Linked DNA regions of Homo sapiens: region 2 is linked to region 1. Evidence: chromatin loops called from intact Hi-C (ENCODE). Cell type or tissue: prostate gland. All regions are shown on one strand. Links, peaks and the distances in the headings refer to the core of each region. The heading gives the core; the rest is flanking DNA.

The links. A loop is a pair of places that touch in the nucleus more often than their neighbours do. Peaks named below come from ENCODE experiments on the same cell type or tissue, not always from the same donor. Only the 100,000 strongest peaks of a DNase experiment are listed, where the experiment ranks them.
Region 2: it touches region 1 in a loop (5-fold over the local background); 2 of 110 quality-filtered maps call a loop at or near these places.

The regions. Positions count from the first base shown.
Region 1 is chr13:30,108,314-30,116,764 of GRCh38, reverse strand. It overlaps LINC00365 (long intergenic non-protein coding RNA 365), which reads left to right and starts at 7,890. Exons shown (of 2, transcript NR_046998.1): 1 at 7,890-7,996. RefSeq lists a silencer at 1,622-1,971. In prostate gland, for the core only: CTCF peaks have their summits at 1,576 (motif pointing right) and 3,626; DNase peaks (open chromatin) are centred at 1,614, 1,936, 3,644, 7,714 and 1 weaker place; H3K4me3 peaks cover 1,057 bases; H3K27ac peaks cover 2,958 bases.
Region 2 is chr13:29,561,625-29,570,075 of GRCh38, reverse strand. All of the region lies in intron 1 of SLC7A1 (solute carrier family 7 member 1), which reads left to right. Among named protein-coding and RNA genes, the nearest start is that of SLC7A1, 30 kb to the left of the region's middle. RefSeq lists an enhancer at 1,880-2,385. In prostate gland, for the core only: a CTCF peak has its summit at 5,037; DNase peaks (open chromatin) are centred at 163 and 2,465; H3K27ac peaks cover 3,067 bases.

The DNA of each region.
Region 1 (8,451 bases), core at 261-8,260:
ATCACTCCCTATCTGCACTTGTGAGCCATCTCTGCTCCCTGGATCCATGTCAACCTGTTTCTGTTCCTCCTAACTGCCCCCTATCCCCCAGCTGCCACTGGGAAGCATAATGGCAGGGCCGTGGGCTGGCTCCCTCCAGAAGCTGTTGCTCTGACAACTGAGTGATGGGAAGAAAGCCTGGGCCATCCAAGCTGGTGGCTTCAGGAAGGGTGGAGGACAGTCTCCACGCTGCTGCTGCCGAGTGCTGATGAAGAGACTTCCTCTGAGGCCGGCTCGGCCCTGAGCCTCCCAGGAGACCCACCATCTGTCTTAGCTTCTCTGCCTCTCCCGGTTTTACAAGAGGTGGGAAACCCAGGCCCAGAGGGACACAACCCAACCTTGCTGATTTGGTCTACAAAGGATCTGTCAATTTACTTTGCAAAGTAAGTCATTGGTATTTACTTTCTCCTCCTCCTCCTTCTTTTGCCGTCCATTCAGAAATGTCTGAATGATCACTGCTGCGTCAGCCTCTGTGAAATTCAACTCTGTACACAATCAACAGAACAGATGTCCACACAGAGTAAGTTACAAGAGGGAGTCCATATCACAAAGCTAACTGCCTGACTTAGATGGCTGAAATTCCCAGGCATTTCCACATTTATACATTGTATTCGGGGAATAAAACAAAAGGCTGCTGCTAAGGTCTGAATGTTTGTGTCCTCTCAAAATTCACGTTAAAACTGAACTCCCAAGGTGATGGCATTAGCAGGCAGGGCCTTTGGGAAGTGATTAGGTCACCCTGATGAACGGGATTAGTGCCCTTATAGAAGAGATCCCAGGGAACGCTCTTCCTCCTTCTCCCAGGTAAGGACACAGCTAGGAGGCACCATCTATGAACCGGAGAGCAGGCTTTCCCCAGACACTGAATCAGCTGGCACCTTGATCTGGGACTTCCCAGCCCCAAGAACTGTGAGAAATCAGTTTCTATTGTTTATAAGCTACCAGTCTAGGGTATTTTGCTATAGCAGCCTGACTATAGCAGCTGGATTAGGATTGCCATTTAGAGTTATAAGCTTTTTCAGATGTTCATATAAAGACATTTTACTTATCATTTGTTTTCATTAAATTAAGTAAATAAAAATTTTTAAAGTTACTCAAACTGTGTTCTATGGTGCTTTAATTTAACTTTCTTATTCATTACCCTACTTATTCATTCCTTATTCCAGATAAAAGCCTTTGTGAAGGTCAGTGTTATGTATTTAATATATTTAAGAAAACGTTGCATTTATAACTCATTCATTCCTTGCCAAAGTATCCGTGGTTCCAGGAGAAAGAGCCAACGCGGCTATATTTGCCCCGCAGACAAGTAAGTGTTTCGTTGCCATTGGGTTCACGACATGCAGGTGCATAACATTCTCTGCCTGCACTTTCCGGGCCTTACTTACCATTCTTCCTTTCTATCGCATCTCCTTTCTTTCATTCCTTAAGCCTGTGGGAATCCTGCCACCAAGCCCTCTGATGGGAAAATGCGTCCACTGTTTTCTTTAGCTGAAAACTACCCCTAAACTACTGAAGGGGAAAGCCCAGCGCTGGGGAACCGGTGTCCGCCAGGGGGAGCCGTGGTTTCTGTCTGGGGACGCAGCGCTCCGGGCCAGCACCTGGCTGCGACGGCTGCGCGGGGACGCAGTGCGCGCGCCTCACGCGCCGCGAGCTGACTCAGGCTTGCAGGTTGCAGCGGCGCTCGCCTGCCTGGGCGCTGCGGCTCGCGGGGTGCCGGCCTGCAGCCAGGGGCACGGGGCCTGGCGCAGAGCCAGGCGACGAGCGACGGGGGCTTGAACCAGCTTGGGCCCCGCGACCTGCCCCGGCCGGGGGTGGACGGCGCGGCGCCGGGCAGCGAGCACCTGGGCGGGGACGCGCTCGGTGAACGGGGTCACAGAGTCACTAATGGCTCCCGCCACCCCCGCCGCCGCCGCCGCCTCCCGCAGCCGCCCGCGCGGCGGAGGAAATGGACCTGCCAGAGGATTGATCTCCCTGGGAAATGGCTGCGTCGGCGCTGCGGTTCCAAGGAGTCTGGCAGCCTCGCTGCAGTGTCCTTCCAGAGCCATCCCCTGCAGCCCTCGTGCCTCTCTGCCCTTTTTTTCCTCTTACAAAAACAAAATGTTTCTAAATTTCCAGCCAGGGGGCCCTATCCTCAATAGATCTGTCATTCACTGGGGCCCTTGAAATCATGGGTCATTGCAAGCAATTTTCTAAACTTCGTTTTTAGCTGGGGAAACTCCCCAGGGTCTGTGGTCAAGGGAGAGCAGGGGTATTTAAAAGCTGACCCTTGTAACCCACTGCTCTCCCTTCTCCTTTGAAGATAAAGGGAGGGCGGGGTTCTGAACACTGACTCGAGGAAGTTTGGGAATTCTCGTGCCCACGTTCCTGCTAAGGAGTGGCTAGTGGAGCGTGAGAGCAGTTACTGTGAGCCAGACCCGTGCTAAGCCCCACATTGAAGGCATTTCGTGCTCCAAGGAATCCGATCACTCTCATTTTACAGAGGACAAAATCAGGGCTCAGCGAGGCCTGGTCATTTGCCAAAGCTTACACACCTAGGCTCTGCCAGAGGCACCCTTGTCACTTAACTCCCCGACTGAGTCCCCTTAACCTCCACCCAGAGAGGAGAGGTTCCCGGAGTGGTTTAAGAGATAACAACTCCCCTATTGACGGGGGCGAGGAGTAGGCAAAGTGGGATCCCCAAGCCATTGCCAGAGACTTCCGGGTTCAAGAGTGGTTCAAGAGTCCTTGTGTACAAAAAGAGCAGATAAAGAGTTTGCTTCAGGCACTCTCAGCATCAAAGTCACCTAACATTTGCCCAGCTTAGGGGGTGGGGGGAGTTTGGGGGGTATATCAGTTTGCTAGGCATAGTATAATATCATAGACTGGGTGGCTTAGACAACAGACATAGATGTTCTCACTGTTCTGGAGGCTGGACGTCCGAGATAAAGATGTAGTCCGGGCGTGTTTCTCCAGGGCCTCCTTGGCTGCCTTTTGCTGTGTGCTCACATGGGTTTTCCTCTGTGCATGCACTTGTCTATGTCCAGATTTCCTCTTTGTATGAGGACACCAGTCAGATGGGATTAGGGCCTACTCTAAGACCTCATCTTAACTTAATTAACTCTGTAAAGCTCTTATCTCCAAATACAGTTACATTCTGAGGCACTAGACGGCAACAGGATTTTTTGGGGGGGGGTGGGGAGAGGGGTAAAATTCAGCCCTAAGAGGGGTCCAAATAAATGTTACTTGTAAGATACCACACCTTGAAAAATGTGTGTTCCTATTCCGTATGTAAATCAGTCAGGTTTTTATTTTTGCACATAAACATCTTTCCGAAGAACAGAGAGCCCTGAGAAAAATGCCCAAGCACTCTGTACTCTGTCTATTCATTGTTTTTTAGGAGTCATGAGTCTTTGGTTTGGCTCAAGCAAAATCATGTGTGAAATCCAATAAATGGGAAGTCTTTATTGCTCAACCGCTTTTGAAAAATATCTATCATTGAGGCCAGTTTTTTTTTTTCTCCTGTCAGGTCTCATGATTTTCTACTGAAACCAACTCTGGAGTAAAAGGCTTACGTTGGCAGGAGAGTGTAGTACCTAAGGGCGGACGCTAGATGACGCCCCGGGTAGAGGCAGGGAGGAAACAAAATGTCTGCAGCCTCAGCTCAGGCTTTGATTCGGCTGGAATGCGTTCATTCATTCTTGAAGTTGGAGTTTTTCAATCAAAATGAAACCTACTGCTCTGACTCTAATGGAAAAGTCAGGGTTTTGTTTTGTTTTGTTTTTTAATGGTAATGAGCAGTATGTGATCTAATCGAGGAATTATAATTGATCGATGCTAAAGTGATTATTACCAGGAGCTCTCGTTTTTCTGTTAGACATCTTCAGTGGCTGTTCTCTTTAGGAGAGCACGTGCTTCCTAATCTCTTCCTCCCCTCGTTCCTGCAGGGCTCCCTGCCTCCCAGGTGCAGGCTCTCCCTCTGCAGTGGCTGAGCAAAGTCTCACGTCTCTGCTGAATACACCGGCATGTCTGTAGGCGGGGGACCGTGTCAATTGAGTTGTATGACATAATGTTGGAAAAAGAGGGGCTTCCGCAGAGAAGAAGATGAAAAGGTGCTTGTGACCTGGAATGCTTATTATGCCAAATTTCCCAGGCCAAGAACTGTGGCGCTGCATCTTAATTTAGTTCTGGGTTTGGAGCCGTGCGGCATCAGGATGGGAGAAATGGCTACAGAAATGACTCCCACAGCTTCTCATTCATTTGTTCCCCTGGGGTATTGCCAGGTTGGGAGAGGGAGGCTGTAGGTTACAGCGATGTCTCCTCCACCTTAGTGTACAAAGGAAAGGGCAGGACAACAGATGGTTTATGCATTACTTGAAAATGTTCTCCTGAACCGTCCATACTGTCTTTAGTCTGCGGGGTCCAGAGTCACATCAGGCTTATCTTTTAACACTGAGTGCTCTGCACTCTTATATTCACTGGGAAAAGCTGGATTGTGCAGTGATTCCCAATCCTGGCTCCATGTTTCACCATTCGTGCTGCATGGTCTCCAGCTATTTCCCGTCCCCATTCGTTCTTCGTCCTTCTCTGCCCTGTGCAGACCCCTAGAAGCTGTTCTTTGTGACCTGCTCCAGTCCCTGTTCCCCTCTCTTGCCCTCTTGCTTCTTAGCTGGGCTTGGCCATTGGATGGAAGGGAGAGAAGTGAGGGTGTCTCTTCTGTTCTCCCCCTGCTGGCAGTGGTGGGTCCTTCTGGGGCCCCAGCTCCAGTTAGGCAGCCCCATGCCCTGCTGCTAGCTCTCCCTGGTTTGCTAGAACACCGCTTTCTGCCTTTGCCCCTTCAGGCTTCAGGGTGAAACGGCTTCCAGCTCTGCCATCCCTAGTTAGTTTGTTTATGCCTCCCCAGGCCTCTGTAAATCATCTCTTCATTAAACTCTCTTCTGTCAGCCTTTTGAGGGGCTGGCTCTTCCCAGCAAGCCTTTGTTTGAATCACTGTCCAAGCAAAGTGGGATTCATAGCTGAACTCTTTGAGCCTCCGTTTCCTTCTTTCTGAAGTGAGAAAATTTATGGCTGGGTGCAGTGGCTCAAGCCTGCAATCCCAGCACTTTGGGATGTCAAGGCAGGAGGATTCATTGAGGCCAGGAGTTTGAGACCAGCCTGGATAACATAATGAGACCCTGTCTCTACAAAAAACAAGAAACAACAACAACAACAACAACAAAACCTAGCTAGATGTTGCGGCATGCACCTGTGGTCCCAGCTACTCAAGAAGCTGAGGAAGGAGGATCCCTTGAGCACCGGAGGTTGAGGCTGCAGTGTGTTGTGATCATGTCACTGCCCTCCAACCTAGATGACAGAGGGAGACTCTGTCTCAAATAATAATAATAATAATAATAATAATGGGAAAATTATTAATACTACCTACCTTATTGGTTGTGAGGATTAAAACTAGTGGCATTCAACAGGTATTCATTTCACATAAAAGATTCCACTTACCAGCATAATGAATGGCATAAGTCAGGTACTTGATAAATGTTTTTATTCATTTGTTTTGACTTTTTTATGAATGGAGAGATTAATGAATTCACACTGAAGCACCTTAGGTTTGAACAGTAAGTCAATGAGTGCCATGCTCACCTGATGCCAGCAGGCAGCATGGTTCAGAGCAGAGACTCCGGTGCCAGATTGCCTGCAGGAAATCTTGGGCCTTCCAAGCTCCCTGTGAGCAGTCTGTGCCTCAGTTCCCTCATCTGTTCAGTGTGGCTGGTGTTAGGAACCCTTCTCCTGTGGGTGGAGAGAGGATGGATGAAGTCATGTGCATCAGGCATGTGTTTTTGATGTTTTCTGGAATGTAGGAACCAAAGCTGCCCCCTCCTTCCCTCTTCGTGGCTCCTCCCTTCATAATGGAAGCTGCCGAAGTCCAGCTGCTGTTTGCGCGTGTGCAGACCCAGGATCCTCTGAGACAAAGCAGCAAGGTTCAGCGGGAACCCTGCAGGTGGCAAGGGAGCAAGGGTCTCATCTGTCTTAGCAGTAGCTTGAGATTGGCCCCTGCAACTCCGTGGCAGGAATTTAGAAGCTGTGTGAGGACAATGGAGAGAAGGGACTAGGCCCAAACTCTTCACTCAACAGGGGGCAGGCTGGGAGGTTCTGGACCACATGCTCAGAGTCAGCAGTCAGGCCAGATGGAACAAGAGGTCGGCAGCTGGACTACATGGCCGTCTCTTGGGCTATTTGGCCTTCACTTCGCCTGGGAGGATGACGGGGCAGGTCCCTGGACAGAGCAGCTTCTGGGCTTCTGGACAATCTCAGGCTGCTCTGTGGCTGCTGGAGATGAAAGGGTCTTGCCAGTCATGTTTTGCCTTCCTGCCAAAGTGGAGAGTTGTCCTGTCCATCCTCAAGGCCCCTGATGTTGGTTGGAATTTACCGTATACTCTTGCAGCTTCCTTTATTACCACTCACTTCTGCGAGGCTGGAGTGGACCTCGTCTTGTTTGTCATATGAGTGCTCAGGTTTTCCATCATGCTGCAGTCCAGCGGGTGCCATGAATGTCTGCTGAGTGTTGCTGTCACAGAGAGAGGGGAGTTGGTTGTGACTGCCCAGTCACCAGTGTTTTTGTGGGTTTCTGGCAGGGCTAGTGGGACCACTCTGCAAATGAAACTTCTGTTAATATTATCTCAGTGCTTTATTAACTAAATTCCTAAGATAAAGTCCAGAAAGACCCATGTTAGACAGAAATCAGCACCATGTTGCCTAGAATTCCCGAGAACAGCGAGTGTGCTCTCAGGACCGAACCACCTCGCACATGCCTTTGTGTAGCGTGAACACTTTTGAATGTGTTGAATGCTTTTGAATGAGTTACCGTTTCTTCACTCTTGGAACTTTCCATCTCTTTGCCACTTTTGTTTCCTGTTCACAGACCCTGTCTAATTCTCCCATGCCTTTCCAAAGTTTGGATTGTTAGCACTAGAATGATTATTTCTTGGTAAATTCTTTTATTCTTAATTTCTTAAATTCTTTTAACATAAATGCACATAAATTATGTTAGAGTTTATGCTCTTTTGTTTTACAATAGCGTTTTATTACAAAGGCACATTTGAGCTGAGATATAATCTGACCTCCTGGGCTTTTGTGTGTTTATCCCATTATTCACATTTTTTGTCCTTAGCTTTTTGTAGATTTTCGAGTGGGCCACCTCTCTTTGTCCTTATTGCATGTCAGCTTGTTTTTGACAAGTCATTTTTCTGATTTTAGAATGACTCTTTGACATCTCAGCCACTGTGCAAAGAAGGCAATGTCCCTTCTCCCCTCCTCCTTATGTTCCCTGCAAATTTAATGAGATGGTCTTCGATTTCCTTACTTCAGCTGCGGGTGGATGTATGAAGTGCCCCATGTCCAGGCCTGATCCCTTTGGGGGGACCCTCATGGAGCACCTCCCTGGAATAAACTGTGACTTTGACCTCCCCTTCTGGCCTCTTGGGCCACTAAGCTTTCCTCTGGGCTCCTTTCCCTTGCAGGCTAACCCCAGGGGCCTGTGACATCAGAACTCCATCCCCAGTGCTGTGCCAAGGTGAGTCTGCTTCTGCTGGGAGTTATTACGAGATGAAACCTGAGGGAGGAAGGCCAGGTATTTCCTGAACGTCATGGAACACGAGGCCCAGGTGATTCAGCGAGGTCAGAGTCTGCTGTGGTGGCGGTGGCGGCAGTTGGCAGAGGGGAGCCTGGAGGGAGGTGGGGAGTTAACGACTGCCTGCCTCCTCCCTGACCCCGCCTGCCTCTCAGCTCTAACATGCCTGTGATTTCATCATGCACACCTTTGTCAACAATCCATTTAGCAACCAAATTATACACCGGGTAATTATAGCTTCCAGCCTCATGTCAGGAGTCCCCTGCTCAACAGCGTGCTCCTGGTGATACTGCCACCCGTAACGGGTACTGGCTTTGCTAACATCCTGACGAGACGTCGGGGAGAGACGGGAAGTGGCAGGTGGGTTGCCCTGACTTATGTTAATTGTCTATGTCAGGCCTGCGGGTCTTGTTTTGACAGTCCCAAAATTATGTTTGGACTGCTGATTAGATCAATATGGGAAACTGGGCCAGAGGAGTTTCTCTGTGAGGAAAAAACAATCTGGGTAAGATCAGATCCTCAGGTGTGAAGGAGGGAGTCTCTTTTCACAGCCCCCTTGACCTTCCCGTCTCACTTGGAGCTGCCCCTCTCTGTCCCAGCTGCAAAAATGGACCCAGGAAACACGGTGGAGGGTAGGAGCTATGGGGTGGGCAGAGTCATAGCAGGGGACAGGGCTGCCTTGGAGGCCAGCCCATGCATTCACAAGGATGTATTCAAGGTTTAGTCTGAGCCCTCACTTTGTGGCTTTATAGATGATTGTTTTAATAGGGCGCAGTGAGGAGGGAGGGGCACAACCCCAGAGATGGCAGCAATGT
Region 2 (8,451 bases), core at 147-8,146, 550 kb after region 1:
CCACCCAGGTAATGTGATTATGTGAATGTGGCATTCAGGGAGTTCTGTATGATGTTAGAAAACTTTTGTTTCTGGTTCTGTTTTTCTTTTAATTTGTGTAATGTGACCAGGACGTCTGTGGCCAGGCTAGCCAGCAGCCGTGTGCTTTGTTTGCTGGTTGGAGCCTGGCCAGCCATGGAGGTGGATCTGCGGGCCTTTGGGGCGACTCCTGCCTCAGCCTCCTAGAGCTCTGATAAGCACCGCTGAAACTCTTTGAGGTTCAGTGTTCTCATTTATGAAATGAGGACTGATGGTTGCTTTTCTAGGTATGTGAAAGACCTAGCACAGTGTCTGCTGCATACCAGCTGCTCAGATGTTATTGCATTACATTGAAGAATTTTTTAAAAATCTGTCTTGATAGTGCAATGTGTTGTTGTAACCTATCACTAGACTCACTGTGGGTACTCTTGAGAATGGGCTAGTGGTGATTAATCTGGTGTCCTTAGGAGCTCGATTTAGAAGGAGGAGGGCTATCATGTGATTATTGCAGCCCCCGCCTCATGAGGTCAAGCCCTCACACTTGCAGTGGGCCTGGTAGCTGCAGACATCCAGAGCTCACTGCCCCTAAGGCTGTTGCCATCAGGGGCCCTGCAGGGAGCAGAGTGCATTCTCAGGATGGGCAGTTTGAGGTGAGTTTAAATAAAGTGACTTTTTACAAAGGCAGGGCAGGGGGTTCACAGCCTGGAGTAGTGAGGGGGCCCTAACCACTTCTAACACCCTCAACCTGAGGGGAAGGGATGGTTTTGAGGCTGCACCTGGCTTGGTGAAGGGCCGATCTCCAATGAGACAGCCCGCAGAGAGGGTCCTCCTTCGCCTCACTCCTCCCTGCCAGTGCCCAGAGAGCTCGGGATGCATACAGGTGGGCCTCGTAGTGGGGAAGGCAGGGAGTGGCTCTGGGGGCAAACAGGATGCGATTTCAGACATGGGGCAGAGAGCCAGGTGCCCTCGGCTGAGCTGAGGACAAAAACAAGTCAGATGAGTTGTGCAGCCCACATTTTTCTTTGCTTTAGATAGGAGTCCGTTCTTAAAATGGAATCAAAGTGACTGGACAGAGACCCGTTTTGATGAATTTAAGCTGGTGGCTTGTTGGGTAATCTTCCTTCGCTTGCTTAGAAGCCTGGAGACCTGTGTTCAGGCGCGTCTGAGTCACTTGGTGTATTAGGACTTGAGTTGCCCTGTGGTAAAATAAAGGGACGGACTTGATCAGGGCTTATCAAGCAAGTGGTCTACAGGGCCAGGTAGCACATATTTTAGGCTTTGCGGCCACACAAGGTCTCAGTCTCATGATCATCATCTCCTTTTTCTTCTTTCTCTTTTTTCTCCTTCCCCTTCTTTAAAAACACAATCTTTTACAAATAAAAATCATTCATAATTCATGGTCAATACAAAAGTGGGCGAAGCGCCATTGTGTGTCAGCTCCTGGACTAGATCGTCACTCCCCTGTGTGCTTTGTGCACTGCTGTGTGCAAGGTGATTTTAGGGAATGCACATGCGTTTTTATTTTAATGGTATGTGAGTTCTAATGTGTATTAGGAAAAATAGATGACTAGCACCTTAAGAGTTCACTACCCATAGTTGTAGCTACGCGGGGCCCTCCAGGAAACAGTTGGCTCTCGCAGGCTGAGTGGTGGATGTGAGTTTTAAGACCTGATTCCAGGTAATTTTGGTGGTGCTCCATTTATGAGAGTAATACATCGTCGTGGTTTTTTAAAAATTTGCCTAAATTATTAAAAGATGGATTCCTTTAAGGAGAAATATTATAAGGGACAGTGTCCATACCACACAGAGCAGAACCTCACAGAAGAGGTACGGGGTAGACTGTGGTCTGGAGTGGATTAGATCAGCTCACTCCTCCCCAACACCACATTCCTTGATTATCCCACGTTTTAGATGTAGCCTGTTGGGAGCATTTCACATTGATGAAAATATTCTCAGCACTTTGAGAAGTTTTGTGTAAGTTTAGAGGAGAAAACAAGAGGGCAGAGCCATTTTTTCGATGGAGTCCTGACTGGCAGGTGCCAGGCATGTGGGGTGCCTGCCCACCCTGCCCCTCTGTGAAGAGCTGTCCCCTGGGTGGGAGCTCTTTGGAGTCAATCCCTCCTAGAAGTTAGGGCCACCTCACCCTCAAGGGCATGCACGTTCCAGCAACACAGCTAGTGATTTAGGCCCAGGAGAACAAATTAAGTCCAAAAAAAAAAGAGGCCAAGACTTGCAAGAGCTTGCTTAATTCCCTTTGGTAATTACTGGCTGTCAGTCTCCTTGAGCCTGAGCCTGTGCTGCTCTCCCGAGCTCCTGGCCACACCCGAGACTTATTTGTCTTTGTGGGCTTCTTTAGAACTGCCGCACTGTCCGGGTTGCATCCGTGGGAGGGATGCCCGCCTGCAGGGAGTTGTACCCAGCAGCTTGTAAACACCCAGGAGTGTGGCAGGAGCTTACCTGTCAGGTGTGCCTTGGCAGAGAAAAGGCTGCGGCCAAGCCCTTTGAGCATTCCGAACATTCAGTGTGGGAAGCATCCCAAAATTTGTCTCCCACTCACTGAGTTGGGCATGTCTTTTCCTATCCTCCCGGATGACTTTTTTGCCCTGGTAGTGAGCCCTGATGGCCTTAGGAAATACTGGGCTGGGCTAACAGACTGTTCCATTTTGACTGCCTGATGAGCTTTTACTCTTCTGCTTACCTATGTAAGCCACCCTATTCTTTTTGAGATCCTGGACCATAGGTATCCACAGAGTGAGAGGGCTTCCCTTCCCCCACACCCTGTTTTGACCTAAAAGCTTAAAAACCACGTGTATGGCATTATTTAAACCAAAAAATGCTGCAACCTGCCCCATTTTTATTATTCTGCGCCCTGTCACCATGAAATATTTAAGCTGCGTATTAAAACAGGAGCTTGTATTTGCAATGTAACAGAACACCAGAAGATGAGGCGGCAGTTGTAGGGAGAGTTTATCAAATAGGAGCTAATTTCACCCTCGTGAAACTCTCAAAGCAGAATGACGGTTACATGTAATAAATAGCTTGTGCAAGTAGAGTGGAGAGCCTCTTACCAACGGCAACTGGAGCCATGATGATTGATTTCTAGGGGAGTGGGGTGGTAGAGTTTTGACTTGAAGCAGAATTAAAGTATGTGGGAGAAAGTGCTGCCTTAGCAACCGAACTTGAATAGAAGTTCAAGTTCAAATCTGCCTGTCATGGTTAGTGGGAAAACTATACTGGGGTCCCTTTGGATAGGGCTCCTCTTGACTTTTTTTACAAAAAATAGTTTTATAAATCTGATTTACATAGTATAAAGCTCACCTATTGAAAGTATAAATTCAGTGATTTTTAGCAAATTCACAGGATTATGCAGCCATCGCCCTAATTCTGGAATATTTTCGTCACCCCTAAAAGGAAACTCGTACCCATTAACAGTCATTCCCCACCCGTAGCCAAGCCGTACACAACCACTTATTTCCTTTTTATCTCTATCCTGGACATTTCATATAAGTGGCATGACACGGAATGTGACCCTTTATGTCTGGCTTCTTTCACTTAGCATCGTGTTTTCAAGGTTCATCCGTGTTGCAGCATATGTCAGAATGTCATTGCTTTTTATGGCTGAATAATATTCCTTTGTCTGGATGTACCACATTTCGTTTATCCATTCAGCAGTCGATGGACGTTTGGGTTGTTTCTGCTTTTTGCCTATTATGAATAATGCTACTGTGAACATTGGTGTACATTTTCATGTGGACACTTGCTTTCCTTTATCTTGAGCATTGACCTTAATGGAATTGCTGTATTGTACCTCTGTGCACTTTTTGAGGAATCTTCTTAGTTGTTTTGTTCTTCCGTTTTGAATTGTAAGTATTTTTTAATTGTGGGACAATACACAGAACAAAAATTACCATCTTAGCCATTTTTAAGTGTGCAGTTCAATCACATTAACTACATTTACATTGTTGTACAACCATCGCTGCTGCCATCCTTTTCTTGGGTTTTGGCGAAACAGTCCACACCATCTCTTAGGCCCCAGAAAGGATAAATAACTTTGGCTTTGACTCAGCAAAGAGGTGGGTTAGTAATGATCTAACTCACTGCCTTTTGAGAGGTGTGAGAGTCTAGACAGGGTGATGGTTCCTTGGCCCAGAACCGCAGGATCCCTTCTCTGTATAGATGCTGCTGCGTTAGGAAGCTTTGGATAAGAGGAGCAGGATGGGGATAACTTGAAGAGGCTGCCCGAGAACTGGGAGCAGGGAAATGGTAAGGTGGGCTACTGTCTGCATCCTGGGGGAGCCCACCGGGCATGTTTGAGGGACACTGTCTTTCCCGGGCTTTTCTCCAGGGCATAAGTAGGTGCACAGAGGCTTCTTTTTGTGTGTGGTGGACTGAGATCCACCTGTGTCCTGGCAGATGGCAGAAAGGGATCCTGAGTATAAAGGTATGTGGATCAGATTTACTGAGTCACTGGAGAGTGTACAAGTGTGGACCAAAGTGTGTAAGTGTGTTTAAGGAAGACCGTCATAGACCTATAAGAGGTCCTGGAGAAGGTGGGCCTAGACCATCAACAGCAGGCCCCCTCTTCCCCACCTCTTGGGAGGCCAATGCCCTGGTGCTCCTTGAACCCTTTGTGCTCCTCCAGGCCCTGTTCTGGGAACGCCTGCTGGGTCTGTTGGCCCTGCCCTGAAGTACTCCCCAGGCCTCCTTTCTCTCTCTGCTGGCCATCTTGAGATTACCCTGCTGTATTGTATTTGTATTGTTTGTATTGTACTCATGCATCTTCATGAGCAGCTCTCTTATCTTCTCAGTAACATAGTCACCTCCTCACTGGAAAGGTCTGTATTTTATACTCTTTTGGGTTAAGTCACTGGCAGACAGAAACATCAATATCCTAATTCAGGATGGATGCCACAGTCTGCCCAGTTAGCTCATTAATTAGATAATTCTTTAAAAATATTGACAAACCATTAATTAAGAGCTGATTATTCACACATCAAACAATTCTTCACTTAAACTAGAGGATTTCTTTAAATAGCAGCTCCCCCTGGCTGCATTTATCTCTTTGTGTAGTTTATTAGCTATTTGGCAGAGAAATTTCAGAATGCCAGCTACAAGCCAGTGCAGTTGAAGAACAGAATGTAATGGAGGGAAAGTATTTCTGGAAGCATGTCATTTATTCAAAGAAATTATCTAAGAATGTATTTCTTTTGAAAAGTGCTTAATATATTTATATATGTAATCTCTATTTATTTTCTTAAATAATTCTGTGAATGTAGCAGTATTTTCTGCATTGGAGAAGGCAGGATATTGAGATTCAGAGTAATTTGCCCAGGCTTATTCAGCTAGTCCATGGTTGAGCAGGGATTGATATCAATGTCTTCCTCAGGACCTGTGCCTCCTCATCCCATTGCCTCTGACTGCATTTGCTAAGTGGGAGGATCGTCCTTGCATCTAATTAAACTTGTACTATAATTTCATTATGGCTCTTGCCCTAGGGGAGCTATTATAAGTCTGGCATAGAGTTTCAGTAGTATTGAAAATAATGGAGCATCGTGGATTTAGAGTTAGACGCACACACTGAGGTTTGAGCCGAGATTCCGCTTCATAGAACCTACTTTATGCAGCTGGTTTTTTCACATGTGAAGCAATTGTAACAGCTGTATAACCTTCAAAGGCTTGGCTTAAGTATTAAATGAGATTACATACTCATTTAAGAAGAAGTGCCTTAGGAGAGGGCACTGGTGCATCGTAGGCACTTAATAGCAGTGTTAGCCTTTGTTATTATTATTGTCAGTGGGCCTATAACTGACTTCACGGGTGCATTTATTGTTGGCTGAGCCAGAGGTGAGCTGTGCAGGATAGTTGGTGAGAGCATGTCAAATGGAAGGCGGGAAATGACTGAGTGGAAAATCAGTGTATTCTTCCAGACCACCCCTTCCTCCAGCCCTTGTCCTCCCTTCCTCTTTCTCCCCACTATTTTCCTGTGTTAGTCATGGTTTTCCTTTTACCATCTTGAGAGGATTCTGGCATTCCGTGACTGTGTGGTCCTTCCAGCTCTCCGAGCTTAGGACTTGGTGTTTTTAAATTCTCATTGGCCGGCAGAGCATCACTTGGAGAGAAGCTGCCCTCCCCATGGTGAAAACTGCCTCTCACCGGCTCAAGATGGCCTTCCCCCAGGAGCACCAAAACCCTGTCTTTTTTGTGACAGGAGGACTTTTTAATAAATTGGCAGTGGTGCCTTAGTTTCAGAGTTGAGCTACCTTTCCTGAGCATCAGCATCTCATCCATAAAGTGGGGATGGGTATCCCTGCATGTGCTGGGAGACCCATGGACAGCACAGGGTAGTGCTGGCAGTCCCGTCTCTTCAAGCTGCCCATCTTCTCCATGCTGCCTGCAGGGCGAAGGCATCCCCAACAGTTGGACAAGCTGTCAGTTTCACTCTTAGAAACCAGAGCCTGGATTCATTGCGATGGGAAACTTGTCTTCGTCTCCTACGTCTTTTCATCCTTTACTGCTGTTCTTCCCCTGTTTCTTCTTAGTTATTCTCCTATCTGGTTCAGGGACATCGAGGGTGTTCTCCAGGGGCGTGATGACAGAGTTTCGCTTTCCTGTAAATATGTTTGTGCCTATTTTGCAGACAATATTTGTAATTTTTAATATTACAATTTAAATAGTGAAACATCAAAAAACCCACTTAAGTAAATTTGTAGAACATTTTGCCGTCCACCGTTGCACACGGTAAGGCAGGCTTTCTCTACCTTGGCACATCATGGATCATTCTTTGTTGAGGGAACTGCCCTGTGCATGGTAGGATTTAGCTGTATCCTTAGCCTCTGCCTGCTAGTTGACCACCATCCTTCAATTGCGACAACCTAAAATGTCTCCAGACATTGTCAGATGTCCTTCAGGGACAGAGTCACCCCCAGTTGAGAGCCACTGCACTGCAGCCCCCGACTCTGTCCTCCCGGCCTCTCTCGTTGCCCCTTTTGGAGCCATCATTAGATTTACACCAGTTGGTTAGAATGGCTTTCTCTAGCCTTTTGCAGTGCACAGCACAGAAGGAGTTTGTAGCCTTTTCTCAGAGTATTTTGCATCTCAAAGGAAGGATGAATCATGCAATTTTGAGCCAAATGGTCTTTTCCTGGGTGCAAAATGAGCTGGAGTAATTTTAATTATTGAAGGGCTGGAGGTAGGATAAATATCTTACTGTTTCTTCCTTGACCACATTTCCTTTAGCATTTGTAAGTATTATAGAACCACAAATATTATATAGATTGTGTGGTCTTTTCAACAGCTTTTGCGTTTACATTTTATTGCTGCCTCAGGGATTGGACAGGAACTGGTATAGGTTCCAAATAACAGTGGAACCATGACAGATATTAGAAATTAGGAGAATACCACAACAATGATAACTGTGCGAGGTAATGCATATGTTAGTTGGCCAGGTTCAGTCATTTCACAGTGTACCGGTTGAGGATACCTTATCCAAAATGCTTGGAACCAGGAGCATTTCGGATTTGGGATTTTTTCAGATTGAACTATTTGCATTATACTTACCAGTTGGACATTCCTAATCCAAAAAAGTCTGAAACTGAAAATGCTCCAGCGAGCGTTTCCTTTGAGCATCATGTTGGTGCTCAAAGTTTCAGATTTTGAAGCATTTCAGATTTTGGATTTTTGGATCAGAGACACCCAACCTGTGTATACACTTTAAAATATGATGTTGTACATAGTAAATACATACAATTTTGTCTGTCAATGTGAAATATAAAATGAAATAATCTTAAAGAAAGTAGGGGAAGAACTATTGACATTCTCACGTGGAGACGAATCCATTCTATGAGTTTGCCTGGGAACTGTTGAGTAACAGCTGGAACATTCACTGTCATCAGGTGAAGGACAGGGCGTGATCATTGGGAAACTGGCAGGCTGAGAATATGCTATGCTGGGATGGAACTACGGAAGTCAGGAAGTGTGGGTCCGTCAGGAATGCAGGGGAACGTGATACTTGACAGTTTTGGTTTCTAGTACCATCCATTTGTGAGCCTTGCCATTACTCTGTATTACTGCAGTTAACAAGAGTCTGGATAAATCTAAGATTTGGACTTTCAGGACTGGAAGGCTCAAGGACAGAGGGGATGCCCCCGTTTCTGTGGTCCAGAAAACCCTTTGGGAATTGCAGCTTTCAGTGTGTCTGCAGAACAGCCGCTGGGATGGTCAGCCATTGATGCAGTCCGGTGGTGCCATGTGTGGGGCCCATCACAAAAGGGGCAGAAGGGCCTCAGACCTCGAGAGCCTCAGAGGGCAGTTCTGGATTCTTCGGTGATGCCTGGGGCCTGCCCTTGTGGTTCCAGGGACGCTGAGGTCTTTATTGTGCACATTAGGTTTTGATTTCTGTCCTCCATCACTCTCCTTGAACAGAAAAGTTATTTC